Regions from separate parts of the Homo sapiens genome. Here region 2 is linked to region 1. The links are chromatin loops, found by intact Hi-C in ENCODE. Cell type or tissue: HepG2. All regions are shown on one strand.

Region 1 (8,000 bases):
ACCTAAATGTGAGGCAGATAGATCAAAGAGAATAATGGGTTTTGAAAGCTGTCAGCAAACATTAAAAATCGATTTATTCTCTTTATTTTAATACCCAGTAAAACTTGTGCACATATATGCCAAAAAAAAAAAGCAAGTCCAAGAGTTTTCCTACAGGTACGGTTTATAATATCCCCAAACTGGAAACAACCCAAACATCCATCACCAGCAGAATGGGTAAACAAACATAAAAAATTGGTATATTCATATTGCGGAATATATACACAGCAGTGAGAAAGAACAATTGTTAAATGCAACAACATGGATGAATTTCACATATTCCTGCATAAAAGAAGCCAGGCATAAGAGAGTATTTATTATATAATCCTATTTATATGGAGTATGAAAATATGCAAAATTCAAAGATGATATTAGATGTCAAGAAAATGGTTATCCTTATGGAGAATGTGATTAAGAGGGGGCATGAGGGTGGCTTCTGGAGGGACTGATAATTTTCTATCTCTTGACACAGCTCAAGTGACAAAACTTAGTTCTGGGATCTTATTTGATGGAAACAGTGGCAATACATTGAAACAGAAGATCTGGGTGGGAGTTCAAAGATACATTCTCTTCATATACATTCAATGATCTATATATACTTGTATTTGGGCACTTTTCTGTATGTTTCTTATACTGCAATTAAAAATTTTCTTAAAAAATATGAAGTCACATTAAGAAAGACAGCATTACCATTATTTTAGAAACTCCATTTACCCCACTCTATAGTATATCTCTCTCATTCTCATGCTGATATAACCACTATAATAATGTTTGAAATAATCATTCTCTTGCTCTTATTTGTTAGCTTTACTAATTATATTTGTATCCATAAACAATAGATATTTTAGGATGCTTAGTTTGTAGTTTCTATAAATGAAATTATGCCATATTTTTGTGTTTTTTTAATTGAAATATCAAAATATCTCATTTCCTGTGACTTCTAGGTTTTTCTGCATTGCATGTCATTGCTTTCATAAATTGTTACAGCTATCAAGGGAAAATGTGTTAAGACTCTTAATAATATAATAATTTAATTTTAAATTTGTTAATTTTGCACACAAACAATCTGTTAAAGAAAAAACAGAAAGAAAAGATAGTTCTGTTTCTTCCTTTCTAAGAATTATAACTTTTTAACTTTCCTTTTGTCTGGGAAGGAATGGAAGTCGCAATTCCTGGTATACCACTTGTAGTCCCAATCTCAAGTAAAGTGTTTTAAACTTTTTACCTTTAAGAGTTGTTTTTTGTAGATTATTTTTATCTTTTAAAAATTAAGTAAAAGAAATTTCCTTCTATTTCTAGATTGTTAACAGTTGCATTGTGAGCAGACAGTGAAATTTATCCAATGTTTTTCTGCCTCTTTTGAGGTGAACTTATTTTTTTCCTTTAATTTCTTAATGTACTGAATCATAACACTGTTCTTCTCACGTTAAATTGACATCCTGCTTTTGGTATAAATCTGGATTTGTTATGATTTTTAAACATTGGTGGATTCAGCTTTTTTTTATTATTATTATTTCTGATTTTATGTTCGTTAATGAGATTGACCTGTGATTTTTCTTTCTCTCATTGTCTTTTTCTGGTTTGGTATTAGGATGAAGGTGAAAATGAGGTGAAAAGTCTTCCCTCTGTCACTACGTTTGGAAAAGTTTGTATCCAATTGAAATTATTCTCCCTGGATTGTTTTGAAGAACTTTCAGGTGAAAATATCTGGGTTTAGGACTTTCTCTGTAGGACAATTTTTGACTATTCAATTTATGTAACAGTTACTTGCTATTTCCTCTTGAATCGAATTTCATAACTGATAACTTTTGCAGAATTTACTGTTTTAATTTTCAAATTAATTGGGCAAAATTTTTTATACCATTGCACATACTGATCCATCTGCTGGATCATCTATTTGGCTTTTTTTTTTTTAAGAGAGAAGAGAGAGAGAAGTTTCGCTATGTTGCCCAGGATGGTCTCAAACTCCTGGCCTTAGGCAATCCCCCCCCGCCCCCCGCCAATTCCCCCCTCCAACTCCCCCCTCCAACTTCCCCCTCCAACTCTCCCCTCCACTCCCCCACCCCCCTACCGCGTCTTGGCCTCCCAAAGTGTTGGGATTACGGGCGTGAGCCACAACGTGCAGCCTCTTTCTGCACTTTTTTTCTTTTGAAACTAATTCTTTCTTATCTTTTAGGTCTCAAGAGTAAGTTTGGTTCCTAGGTGTTCACTGAACCCCTTCAGGCTGGGTTAAGAACAGATCCCTGCAAGCTGACACTTTGACCAGGTGGGTGAGAGAATCCGGGTGGTGCTTTCGTGGAGGGCAAGAGAAAGAGAGCGCAGCCTCCTCAGGATGCAGTTGCTGAATAGAAGAGCTTTTCAGTAAATATATGTTTCTCCAGCCCTTCTGGAATATGAAAAATCTGTGTAACAGACTTTGAGAGAGCCGGAAGCCAGGATGAAGAGGGAGGTCCCATAAAGACTCAAATCAGGCTCTCAAAGAGTTCCCAGTAATGGGGAATGAGACCACCAAATGCACCCCGTTGCTTTCACCACGCCTCCGGCACTCACAGGAGGGTGTCCACGCAGGCGTCGTTCGTTCCGGGGGCAGGCCTCGCGCGCGCCTTTCCTTCCTGTGTGTTTCCCACCGGCACATCACTAGTGGGAGGTCAGAATGCTGCCAGTCAAGGATGGCTGGGTCAAATGAAGAACTGAAATGAAAACAACCACTACGAAGTGGTTCGAACTGCAACTTTCCGGGCCTAAAGCCTGGCTCCTGCCCCCTCTACCACTCAGCGCCACCACCGAGTGGTTGCACAAGATGATACGCATTTTCTACATTATTCTCTAAGTGCCCGCTATACTCTTGGGCTTTTAACAAACGTCTCACTAGAGACTATTCAGCAGGGCCTAGTTTTGGTTACCAAGCGGAGCCAGGCCTAGGAAGATGCCTCTATTTAATGCTAATTGCAGCTGTTGCAGCTGAATTGGACGCCAAGCTGAGAAGGTCGCCTGAGGGGGTCTTTCTCGTTCACCTGGTGATTTTCATTTATTTCCAGAGGGTCTCAATGCTGAATGCAAACTGATCATGTGTAGTAGTGATTATAGAGAGACATTCAATGCTTTTCTTTTTCCCTTTCTTTACAACTTTTTGTCACCAGCTGAGAGAAGCAACGTGGTGCATGTGCAAAATTTGGTGTAACATTTGGTGTCAAGTTAAGGGTAGGAGTTTGGAGAAAATCCAAATACTCACTTTGCATTACCTTGTTATTGTGTGACACTGGCAAGTTATTTAGCTTTTGTATAATTTACACTATCTTTGAAATTAGGTTAACAACAGAAATCATGTCATATAAGTAGAACCATACAATATATATATAAAATCCAGGTTAATAGCCAATCTTACAACATTTCTCATATTTTTTGCAGTTGCTAAGCCATGGGACCACGTGGCCTAATGGATAAGGCGTCTGACTTCGGATCAGAAGATTGAGGGTTCGAATCCCTTCGTGGTTGATTCTCCCTTTTTCACTCTAAAACAAGACTGCACAACCTCCCACACCACAAAATTATAGCATCCAATTAATTTCCGAAAGTGAACGTGAATTCTCTGCAGTCCTTTCCCGTGGAAATGGGAAGTTGCATCACACACCTCTTTGGAGTTGCGAGTGATTCAGGTGGGGCCAGCACACCACCTTTCAGCTGTTTGTACTTTGGAGGAAACGCTTGGCCAGGCTGGCACACAGGTGCCTGGAGTCCGGGGTGGGATGGAGAAAGCGTGAGCCCTGGTCCGGGAGTATCCTCTTCCCGCCTGTTGAATGGGCTCAGGGAACTCAGTTGAATGCATCTTAAGGAGCTTTATTCACCTGGTCCCGCAGGGGGCGACCATCACGTTTCCACTGGTCCCCAGTAGGCGCTACAAGTTTGACTCGCAGACACACAAAAGAGTGTAACTTGAGAGCCTTGTCTTTTTGAGGTCAGTTTAAATATCGCCCCCTTTCTAAAATTTAGAGGAGCTGAAGAAACACACGCCTTAAAACCTGCTCATGATTCAGGTGGATGTGGTCGTTGACCGGAAGCTTCTTTCTCTACCGGAGCCCGCTCCTGGGTTCTCCCTCACGTCGCGGGGCGAATTAGACTGTCCGCAATATCTGAGGAACCAAGGTGTTAACAGAGACCTGAAAACAGGAGAAGAGGCGAGCCAGGAAAAGATCTTGAAGAAGAGGAAGCAGTTTCTCCAAAAGGCGAAAGAGAGCCTTTGTAATGCCCTTTATAATAAACCAGTGAAAGTCAAAACAATTGTCTGGTCAGGAAGATATAAAAAATAGAACAACAAAAAAAATTAAACCAGTAAACGTTAAAACAAAACAAAAGGGGAAAGAATCTGGCCAAATACATTTGAATACTTTTATGAAATGGAGAAATTATTAGGACGACATGACTATTAAGTACGATTCAAGAAGGAATAGCAATAATGAATAGTTAAACTACGAAATAAATTGAAAAAGTTGTCAAACATCTTCCTACTGAGAAAACCCCATGTCCCATCACTTACCCAGGGTTTACGAGGTCAGGAAACTGAGACCATCCCGGCCAATATGGTGAAACCCTTTCTCTACTAAAAATAGAAAAAATTAGCTAGCTGGACGTGGTGGCGGGCGCCTGTAATCTCAGCTACTGGGGAGGCTGAGGCAGGAGAATCGCTTGAACCCGGGAGGCGGAGGTTGCAGTGAGCCGAGATCGCACCACTACACTTCAGCCTGGCGACAGACTGAGACCCCTTCTCAAAACAAAAACAAACAAACAAGAAATCCAACAAGACACGATCTCCTCCATAGTATAGAAAAAAGAAAAAAGAGGGAAAAGACCCACAACTATACTTGCAGAATGGCTTCATGATATTTTTCCAGACAATGTACTCTAAACAGTTTTATTGAGGCATAATTCCCATGCAATAAACTGCACAAGTTTAAACTATGTGTAAGTTTTACACATATATGCAATCATATATGTATAACATGTGTAATCATGAAACGACCAGTACAATAAAGATAATGAACATAGACATCACCCCCAAAAGCTTCCTCCTGCCCTCTTGTAAGCCCTGTTCCCCTCTTACAACCAGATATGCTTTCCATCATTACATGTTCATAGTTTTCAGAATTTCATGTGAGTGGGATCATACAGTATGGACTCTTAAAAAAATTCTTTCATTCATTATCATTATTTTGAGGTTCAAGCAATTCTCTTGCCTCAGCCTCCTGAATAGCTGGGACTACAGGCACCCACCACCGTGCCCAGATAAGTTTGTATTTTTAGTAGAGACAGGGTTTCACCATGCTGGCCAGGCTCGCTTCGAACTCCTGACCTCGTGATCCACCCGCCTCAGCCTCCCAAAGTGCTGGGATTACAGGCGTGAGCTACTACGGCCAGCACTTTGCCAGAGACTTTTAAATGGTTGATTTGAAAAAAATAATTTTCACCAGTTTCACTTGGAAGCTGGTCTGCAGAGCTCTTTTCACTTCATGTTGAAAGTCAATCTCTGGAGGTACCTCTCATACATTACTCATCCCTGCATATATATTTCCCCTCCCTCATCCTTCCTACTTAATTTCATCATAATTCTAAATTCAGGGTTTATTGGTTATAAAAAATTATTCACAGCTGTGCTATATAGTACTATGATTATATTTCTTATGTGCCTTTTAGTTTTCTGCAAAGTTATTAACTGCCTTTTACTTTTTCTTTATCTTTTATGATCATGTAACCAATTCATTCTCAACTGATTTTCCTTGAATTTAAGCAACTCTCAATATAGTGAAATACCTCAAAGAACCTATCAATTTTAATATTTTCCTTAGTGGTCTCCTCTCTGGAGCCTTTGTATCCCTGCTTCAATCTGGACTGGTTGTTCTCTAGGCATGTTACACAGGTGTCTTCTTGGGGCTTTTCTTCCACCGACCTGGGATATACTTTGCCTTCTTCCTGTTTTGGACCCTTATGTTTTCCTTTTTTTAGTGTTGTATCATTTTGATGGAGAATAACCTCTAGGAATTTTCTGAGAGGGTGACTCTGTCTACAAATGGCTTTATAACATACTCAGTTTTGATTGATAGTTTGACTAATAAATTAGACAGGAAATTCTTTCTGTCATAATTTATGACATTGTTCAATTGTCATTTTCAACTCTTCCTTCTATCAAAGGAAACATTTCTAAATAAAATACACAGATGCTGCTTTCTGTTCAGATTTAGTTTAAAATCCAAAGCAAAAAAGAAAATTTTTTTTGCCTGATTCTGGTATCTTGCCTGGTGGGAAGCTACTCAGGAATTTCTGGAAAACAGAACTGTATACTCTGCTTCTAGCCACCATGATGACAAGTATGTGACACATAAGAATTGTCCGTTATGGAATTTTCTTGAAAAAAATATTAGGCAAACTGGAAACAAGCTACCAAGTATGACTGTCTGGCATCTCTAAACTACTACAATTATTTAAAAATAAATATTCAAATGTCTCTCAATATGGATATCAAACCCTTTTCTCCTTGTCACGGGTGACAAGGCAAATCAGCACACCTACCAAAAGAACAGCCAGCACTAGGAAAATGCAGCTAGAAAGGACTGTGGACTCTGCAGTTTAGTTTACAAAATCAGGCAAGGACTGTAGGACACCTCTATCCATTCATACCTCAACTCACTCTAGAGATCTGGAAGCTCTAGGTCTTTCAGAGCAGGAACTCTGAGCTTGGTGCAAGGACACAAGGAGTCAGAAGCTTACTCCAAGGATCAATTTGAACAACCCAGGATTCCAAACAATTCTGGAGTTTCCGTGTTGTGGCAAGAGGAGAGAAGACCCACTTCTTGGGGCAATGAGAAGATCCCCAAAAGTCATAAACTCCTAACTTACCCTAGGCTCTTACTTTGTGCTCAGAACTGTGCTTAGTGCTTATATCCATCATTTATATCTGTGTAACAAACCTTACTCAAATTTAGTGGCTTAAAACAACAATTGTTTCTTCTGTTTATAATTCTTCAGGTCAATGATTGGAGCTGTGTTTAGCTGGGCAATTCTTTTGTTGATTTTGTCTTGGGTCACTCATATGACTGTAGTCATCTGGCAGCTTGACTGAGATTGGATGGTCCAAGATGGTCCCACTAACATGTGTGGGGTGTCAGCTGGACTGCCTGGGATGGCTGAGATAGCTGAGACTCTTTCTCCATGTGGTCTTCCACCTAAGATGCTTGATGAGGTTTCCAGCATCTTGTACCAACTTGGTATGAAGGTTCTAAGAGGTGAGTGACAAGGTTTCTTGAGGCCTAATTTTAGAACTCCTACACCACCATTTCTACATCATTTCACAGAATTCTGTTGGTCAAAGCAAATCACAAAGTCAACTCACATACAACAGGGAGGGAAACAGACTTGGCCTCTTGATGAAAGCTGCTGCCAAATCACATTACAGACCTGGTGTGCTGGCTCACGCCTGTAATCGCAGCACTTTGGGAGGCTGAGGCAGGCGGACCACTTGAGCTCAGGAGTTCAAGAACAGCCTGGGCAATATGGCGAAACCCTGACTCTACTACTATAAAAATACAAACATTAGCCATGCATGGTGGCGCATGCTTGTAATCCCAGCTACTTGAGCAGCTGAGGCACAAGAATCGCTTGAACCCAGGAGGTGGAGGTTGCAATGAGCCAAGATTGCACCACTGCACTCCAGCCTGGGGGACAGAGCAAAACCCTGTCTTGAAAAAACAAAACAAAACAAACACACATACGCACACACATTACAGAGGGATATGCATACAGGGATGGGAGGAACTTGCAGCTGTTAATCAATTGTTAATTTATTATCAAACAACACGGTGAATAGCCCTCCTATTGATATGTTCATTGTACATCTTGTTTAAGTAAATTATCCACTATCACTTTTTTTTTTAAACAAGTGTTAATTCAAGTTGGTCTGTAGGTCTTGTTTT
Region 2 (8,000 bases), 68 kb after region 1:
GGTGGATGGGGATGACAGCTCCTCTGTTTTCTGGTTGCAAACATCAAAAATAACATCTTGCTCCAGACCCCCAAACGCAGCTGACAAACTGGAGACTCGATCTCAGAGTCCTCAGAGTCCCCGTGCTGCGTCGGCCTAGGCGTGGGATTTCTAATCATGTTCTTAAGAACCGATTCTCTTGGGATTTGTTGGATATTAGGTACTGGCTTCCTGTCCCTTTACTCTCAGGTATTAGAAACAGCATGGGAGACAAATGCAAATCTCAGCTGCAGGACAAAGGACTGGGACTAGGAACCTATTTGTAGATTTTATCGGTAGTTGAGACCGCTACGGAATCATTTGTGTAGAAATGCTCTGAGAAAAAAAAATAGTAAGACGCAGAATAATCTTGTGTCTTTTAAATCATTAAGATGAGTCCTAATACTGGACTAGCGTGGTAGCGTGGCCGAGTGGTCTAAGACGCTGGATTAAGGCTCCAGTCTCTTCGGGGGCGTGGGTTTGAATCCCACCGCTGCCAGGTTTATTGCAAAATTAGTAGGGATATCTAAAGCTCATTGAGATTTGCAAGAAAAACATTTTCCACTGCGAGCACAAGGTAGGTATTTAATCCTGATAATGGTAGGTTGAAAACCAAATAGCAGCTGCAAAATCAGACTGCCATCAGTTATTTCTAAGACCTCCTCTCCAAGGGAGTATGTTCCTTTTTATGTTTTAAAAATGCTCATACAAAAAGTACAACTCACATGATTCAAAATTACAAAAATTCAAGAATACATACATAATGACAGTCTATTTGTGCCCCCACCCCATCCTGCCGGACACCCAATTCTGGACCCTCAGGCAACCAACCATATTAAAATCTGGAGTTCTATTAAAGGCATATTCTTTGCATATAGTTTTTTCACTATAAATACGCTTTCCAAACCCATTCTATTACACCTTGCCTTTTTCACTTTATGTATGTTGCAGCAATTTCCATGTCAACAAAGAAAGAGCCTCTTCCCTCTTTGTTTTGTCTGTATAGCATTTAGTTTTATAAATGTATCTGAATTTATTTCAGCAGCCATTTTTAACAATATAAATAATGTTGCAATAAATTAACTTGTATATCCGCATTTAATAAGTGCCTGGGATTAGAAAACGTTCTAAGAATGCAATCGCTAAATCAAATCATATGTATGTGATGATGATTTTGGTGGCTCTTGCCTTATTCTCCTTCCCTAAATATTACTAATTTATTCTCCTATAGGGCCCAGAAAGGACCTGTTTCCTCAACACCCTGACCAGCACAGAACATTGTAATAATGACAATTATCAGTCATTTAGCTCCAACTAAGCCCCAGATATTGTCATAAATTCTTTACATATATTGAGTCATAGAATAATCTCAATAATATATAAGGATGTTCATATAATCCACATTTTACAGAAAAGAAAATTGGAGTTGTGACCGATTAATCACATAATCACAGTCGTCTAAATCACATAGATTGTAGATGGAGGAATAAGAATGTCAGTGCCTGTGATTGAATGAAAAATGCCCCAAAAGATATCCATGCTCTAATTCTTGGAATCTCTGAATATTACCTTACTTTGCACAGACCCCCAAAAGGGGGGTCTTCGGAGAAAAAGTTAAAGATGAAGAAATTATCCTGGATTATCCAAGTGGAGCTCAAATACCATCACAAGTGCCTTTAATAGGGAGAGGCACAGGGAGATTATACAGTTACAGAAGAGAAGAAGACAATGTGACCACACGGACACAGATAGAAGCAATGCCACCACCAGCCAAGGAATGCGAGCAGCCACCAGAGGCTGGGAAAAGGTAAGGACATATTCTTCCCTAGAGCCTCCGGAGGGAGCATAGCCCTGCCAACACCTTGATTTCAAACCAGTGATACTGAGTTTGGACTTTTGGCCTCCAGAACTGTGAGAAAAGAAGTCACTTATTTTAGGCCATCAAGTTTGTGGTACTGTAATTTGTTACAGAAGCTACAGAAAACTAATTCAACATCTTTAAGTGCTATTCGGCACACTACCACAAACAACTGTTTTTGTTTTGCTGTTGTTTGCCAATCTGATATGTTAAAGACATTATCTCACTGTATTTCTATAGTTTCATTTTTTAAACTTCTTTTACTTCTTACTTCTATATTGCTTTTATTATTAAATTGGTTGCACCAACTGGGAACAACAGATTTTATTGTGTCTGCTATCAACCTTATCTCAGGCAACAGATAGAAATGAATAAAATTAACTCTTTAAAACATAAGTTACAAATATTTTCCCCCCCAGTTTTACTTGATGTTTTGTCACTGTGTTTATGCCTTTTTTGAGGGGATGAGGGTACATCCCAGTGGAATTTTTTAAATGTTGTTTAATGCAGTGAATTATGTTAAACTCTCATTGTCTCTGAATTTTGTGTAAAAAATTAGTTTTCTGTACCAAAGTTATATAAAATTTCTGTCTTGGAATTTCTAGTAATTATAACTGTGGGTTTGTTTCATTCTTTACTTTTACAATTTGCTTGTATTTGGAATTTATTTTAGTCTCATAGCTTTAAGCTTTTCTTTTCCTAAGTGGCTGTCCAATTAGCCCAACACATGTTTTGAATAATCTGCCTATTTCTATTGATTTAAGTTGCCAATGATTACAGTCTTAACCATTTTTTTCTCTCAACTTTTGAGTGTTTCCATTGGAGAAAAAAAACTATTTTGGTGGCCTAACAATGGTTTGTTCACTCTCTCATAATACCTGAGCATGTCATTTACTCAAGGCATACATTGACAGAAGATTCAAGTGTGGGAATTCAGTATGTCTGTTGTTTACTATTCTATTTATGAAGCAGCAGAGTCAGCCTCAAACATATTAGCAATCCCTGTTAATGTTTTTATAAATACAAATATTTGTTATTTTTAATTTTCTAAAAGTAATACAAAGTTGTAACTAATTTAAGCTTTTATTATTAAATTAGTTGCACTGACTGGTGACAACAGATTTTATTGTGTCTGCTGTCAACCTCATTTCAGGCATAGATAGAAATGAAGGTGATTTCCTTTATTTTTAAAATCTAATAAATGTAATCCTTTATTAAAATTGTGTCTGTGGAAGATTCAAAATCTACAAACTATTAGAATTAATAACTAAATTTAATAAGGTGTCTTTATGCAGGGTAAATATAAAAATGAATTGTACTTTTAAACACCAGCTGTAAACAAGGGCTGGGCGCGGTGGCTCACGCCTGTAATCCTAGCACTATGGGAGGCCAAGGCGGGCGGATCACTTGAGGTCAGGAGTTCGAGACCGGCCTGAGCAGCATGGTGAAACTCCGTCTCTACCAAAAAATACAAAAAAATTAGCTGGGCGTGGTGGCATGTGCCTGTAATCCCAGCTACTCGGGAGGCTGAGGCACAAGAATCTCTTGAACCTGGGAGGCAGAGGTTGCAGTGAGCCGAGATCGCGCTATTGCACTCCAGCCTGGGTGACAGAGTAAGATCTTGTCTCCAAAAAAAAAAAAAAAAGTAGAAATAAAAAATTTTAAAGTATAATTTATAATAACATAAACATCAAATTTATAGGAATAAATTTAATAAAAGAATAAATTGAATGTTATGCCATATGTATGGATTAAAAGTTTATCAGTTCTCCCTAAAATTTATCTAGCAATCCAAAGGAATTCCCATCTAAATCCCAGGATAATTTTCCTTATTGCTTTTGTGGCAAAGAAATGAAGGTGATTTCTGATTTTCGCCCTGAGCTCTGTAATTATAAATCTTGGTAGAAACTTCAGAATTAATTGCTCAAATAATTCATTTTGGAAACAAGACTGAGATTCCAGAGAACGTTCGGAAGTTTCCTTTAATCAGCTCTAAATGTATTAACCTTTCCTAACCCAGAGACACATTCAAACCGATTCCCCTGTCTTGCCAAGTGCAGCCCAGAGAAGTAAGATATTATAAAATAGAACCTGACTGGTCCTGAGAGCGAGCTGAGATCAAGTCTAAAGAAAAATAAGCCCAGAAGACAATCTCTAGAGCGATGCTCACATTGGGAAGGGGTTGACGCTCCGGTCCTCCAAATAGCTGCCTCCTGAGTGCAAATGACTGTCAGAACACCATACGCCCAACTCGGTAGCCTACGAGTCTCTTGTGGACTTCTTTTGTTAGAGGTTTTCCCTTAGGACATTGGAACGACGAATCATTAAAATGATAAAGAGTAGCACCTGCAAAATTTAATTTTAGGAAACTTTATCACATTTGGACAAACTAAGTAGCCTTGACTTTTACTTGTGGTTATCCTTGGACTAGCTGAAGCATTAATGGTCCTAACATTTAAGCTGCCCGAAAATTTTTTCGTTTGTATTAGTTCCGCAGTGCATCTAAGTAAGCAAAACGTATTTTTGGAGTTTGCCCCTTCTCTCACGGCAAACTGTTGCAGACTGTAGAGACGCTATGCCAAGAATCTTTTACTTAAAAGCAGGAATAGATTCAATAGGCAACTTCACTGCACATGTAGGCTCTATGGCTTAGTTGGTTAAAGCGCCTGTCTTGTAAACAGGAGATCCTGGGTTCGAATCCCAGTAGAGCCTTAAGGTTTTCATTTTCACTAGAAAGCCAGTTCTTCATTAACCTCGACTGTACCTAAATCTTCCACTGTATTCACTATACTGCAAGTTCTAATGCAATCAATTATAGGTTATGTGAAGGCAAAATTCCCAGGCTCAAAGAAGAAAATGAGAACTTTGTGAAGTTTTGAATTAAATTCTGGCAGCAGATCTTTTTTTCCAACAAATATTTATTGAGCTTCTCTGTGTATGCACAGATTCAAAACCTATGTAGATGTAGATTATGTCATCCCTAGAATCCAATAATGTCCAGCTCTTTGGCTGATTTCAGAAGAGTTCATATAAATTAATATACTACCATAAATTAATAAGTCTACCATAAAACAGATGGGAAATTAGCATATTTGCAGGGTCCTACTTGCCTTTTGAAGAGAACAGGAGGAAAATAATTTTTAAAACCCTGTTAACCCTCTTATAAAATGAACTAGGAACACTTTATAGTGACAGCCAGTTAGAAGCTATATTTGCCAGAGGCTGGTGCATCTCTGGGGCTGGAACAAAAGTGCTGAAGGAATAGAGCAAATCAAAGAAAATTTTCAAACATCCAAAGCTAATAAGGGCCAACCTTACTTGATTAGTTTCATTTGCATGTGTTTGCATATCTCATTATTTTGACCGTTAATTCAACACAGACGTATTGACTGCCTTCTATGTGCAAGGTACTGCTCCAAGTGCCAGGGGTAAGGCAGTTTAATAAATGCCAACCCCTCACCATCCCTCCACCCCAAAAAAATCTTACCCTCATGGACCTTATTATCTAGAAGAGTATGGAAGATAATGAATAGATAAAAACATAAAATAAATATTATGTCAGATTGTGGTGAATTCTATGGAGAAAAATTAAGCAAACAAAGAAGACGAGGAGTGTATGAGTAGAAACCAAGATTTCTATGCCCTTCTTATAAGGCACTAGCAGATCTATTTTTTGTTTTCCTTTATCTTTTATGAGAAGTGATCTTAGGATGACTCTGATCGCCATGTTATTCTAACAACCCTAGGTAACATCCTTAAACAGTGAATTGACTTTCAACTTTACCTTTGCTGCACCCTATTACATGCTGCCCCTCATTAGATCCCGACCCTGGACAGGGATCCATTCGAAGTCATATCAGAATGCCTGCGTACATCCCTCAGCTGTCCTCTTTAATAACTATGTAGTTTTGGCAAACTACATAACTTCACTGGGCTTCACTTCCCTTGTTTGTTTAATGATAATGGAATTGTTATAAGAATGTTTTCAAGAATAAATACAAATAAATTACTTTTTAACAAAAATGCTTTCAATAAGGGTCAGCATTATTATTATTATTTGAACAAACTTTTTTGGGGCCAAGTGTTTCGTTCTTTAAACCACACTTTAAGCTCTTATTTCATTTTATGATAAAAATCCCAAAGCTTAACAATTTACTAACTTCTACTAGCAAGTAAAAAAAAACTATCTTTTTTTCTATTCATATATGTACAGAAACAATACAGAATTTTAAAATAATTAGGGAAATAGATCAACAGTTAAATAAAATATTTAAGAGAGTGCATAAAAATGTTAGCCTCATATATTCTAATTGAGGTAGCAAACATATATAGAAATTTACACAATAATAAAAATCAGGATCATCATGATTAAATTACATGCCTAAAAGCTCTTCTCTGAATTAAATTATGCTATGCACAAAAAATTTGGTTCATAAATATGCATTTTGGTGCATTCAGTGTGCTTTTGATTATGGCCACCAAGTATTTGGATATGTAGAAACACCTCAAAGCATTTCTAAGTTTAGCAACATATCTGTTTAACAGATAGAATTATGCTTCTGTTTTATTTGCTTTTTGTGAAATTTCTGAATCTCAAACTGCTATCAAAAGACTACATCTGGATAATAAATTATTTGTAGAATAGAAAAACAATGAAGAAAACATCAAACAACTGTCATTGACAGTGGAACACTGTGTATTCAGAAAATAATTGTAGCACATCATAATGTAATAGATTCTGGCTGCATATGATCATAGTGGCCAATTTCATTATTTTTATTTATTCAAAAACGCAGTAGACAATCCACACGATTTTGCAACTGTTTTCTTTTTTTTGTACTTTTTTTTGTTTTTTTAGTAGAGATGGGGTCTCACCGTGTTAGCCAGGATGGTCTCAATCTCCTGACCTCGTGATCCACCCGCCTCGGCCTCCCAAAGTGCTGGGATTACAGGCATGAGACACTGCGCCCGGCCACAGCTGTTTTCTTATACAGTTGTAATGATTTTACATACTATGGAATAGTTGACCTAACATATTTTAAAAGTTGCATCCGATAGTCTCAATACTTCAAAACTTACTGATAATCACAAATTATTTGCCCCAAAACTAGACATATGCTGGAACTTGCTGAAAAAGTAACCAAAATAATAGGCCTTGGGAGCAAACGGTTTTCTTATACATCACCTATTAAAAAGATTCTCCTATCAGCATCCCAGGATGGAACTCATACTGTGACAAAAGAATATACCTGTGTTACAAATCTATAAAACAACTTCATTGAAGGAAGTAGAGTAGAAAGCTGCTGAACTAAGTAAATTTGGAAATATAGTAGAGTCTGCAAGACTAAAGTCAAAAAGAACTGTATATAACATTGTACTCTAGTTGATTAAGTCGTTTACCAGGGGAGTATGGATTAAAAATTCTGAAACCCCTCTACATGGGTACTGGAATTGAACAACTAAATAAATGAATGCTAGATGGTGAGAGCCAGGCTTCTCACTTTGGGAGGGAAATTTTATAGACAAGCAAGGGAAGAAGGCTAGAATGATACAGGTGGTAATGGATTAAAATTGGAGATATCAGTATGAACTCAAATTTAGCTTAATATAGATACAAATGGATATATATTTATAGATATTTGTGTGTATATAATATGTATACATATTATGTATGTACACATGAAACACACATGCATGTATTTTGTTGGTCTGTCAGCTGAGAGGGCCTAAAGGCAACAATATCCCATTACCAATAAGGACATCTATTGCCCAGATCTTGGTTTCTAAAACTGTTTTCCAATAAAAGGAACCAGGGCTCCTTGGAGAAGTGGTGAATTGTAGGACTGGGTAGGAAATATACAAGATGAGCCTGGAGAATCTTGTAGTGCCAGAAAGTATGAAAGTGCTCAGAAACAACACGATGATGAGGGTATGTCAAGGGACATAGAACTCAACTAAAAGTCTTTCTAATTGCCAAAGAACCTCTGCAGATCTTCAGAACTCTCCCTCTCTGTAGCCCTCTTCTCCTTGGTACTTTGCCCGTGAATTTTAGTTACTTTGGCTTCCTTGAATGCTAACTCCCCAACTCTAGAAGATAGTTGGGCTCTGTTTAGGTTCCTGTGAC

Evidence for each region. A loop is a pair of places that touch in the nucleus more often than their neighbours do. Peaks named below come from ENCODE experiments on the same cell type or tissue, not always from the same donor. Only the 100,000 strongest peaks of a DNase experiment are listed, where the experiment ranks them.
Region 2: it touches region 1 in a loop (5-fold over the local background); 6 of 110 quality-filtered maps call a loop at or near these places.

Annotation. Positions count from the first base shown.
Region 1 is chr6:28,538,648-28,546,647 of GRCh38, reverse strand. TRR-TCG5-1 (tRNA-Arg (anticodon TCG) 5-1) reads left to right here and starts at 3,462; the gene lies at 3,462-3,534. LOC107986586 (a long non-coding RNA gene) reads left to right here and starts at 1,651. Exons shown (of 3, transcript XR_001744073.2): 1 at 1,651-1,736; 2 at 2,216-2,305; 3 at 3,448-3,587. RefSeq lists an enhancer at 2,092-2,674. In HepG2, a CTCF peak has its summit at 3,903 (motif pointing right); DNase peaks (open chromatin) are centred at 3,517 and 3,897; H3K4me3 peaks cover 2,129 bases.
Region 2 is chr6:28,471,140-28,479,139 of GRCh38, reverse strand. TRT-TGT1-1 (tRNA-Thr (anticodon TGT) 1-1) reads left to right here and starts at 4,515; the gene lies at 4,515-4,588. It overlaps TRL-AAG4-1 (tRNA-Leu (anticodon AAG) 4-1), which reads left to right and starts at 436; the gene lies at 436-517. It also overlaps the pseudogene TRNAL47P. In HepG2, no CTCF peak of the experiment used is centred here; a DNase peak (open chromatin) is centred at 4,569; H3K4me3 peaks cover 1,258 bases; H3K27me3 peaks cover 1,790 bases.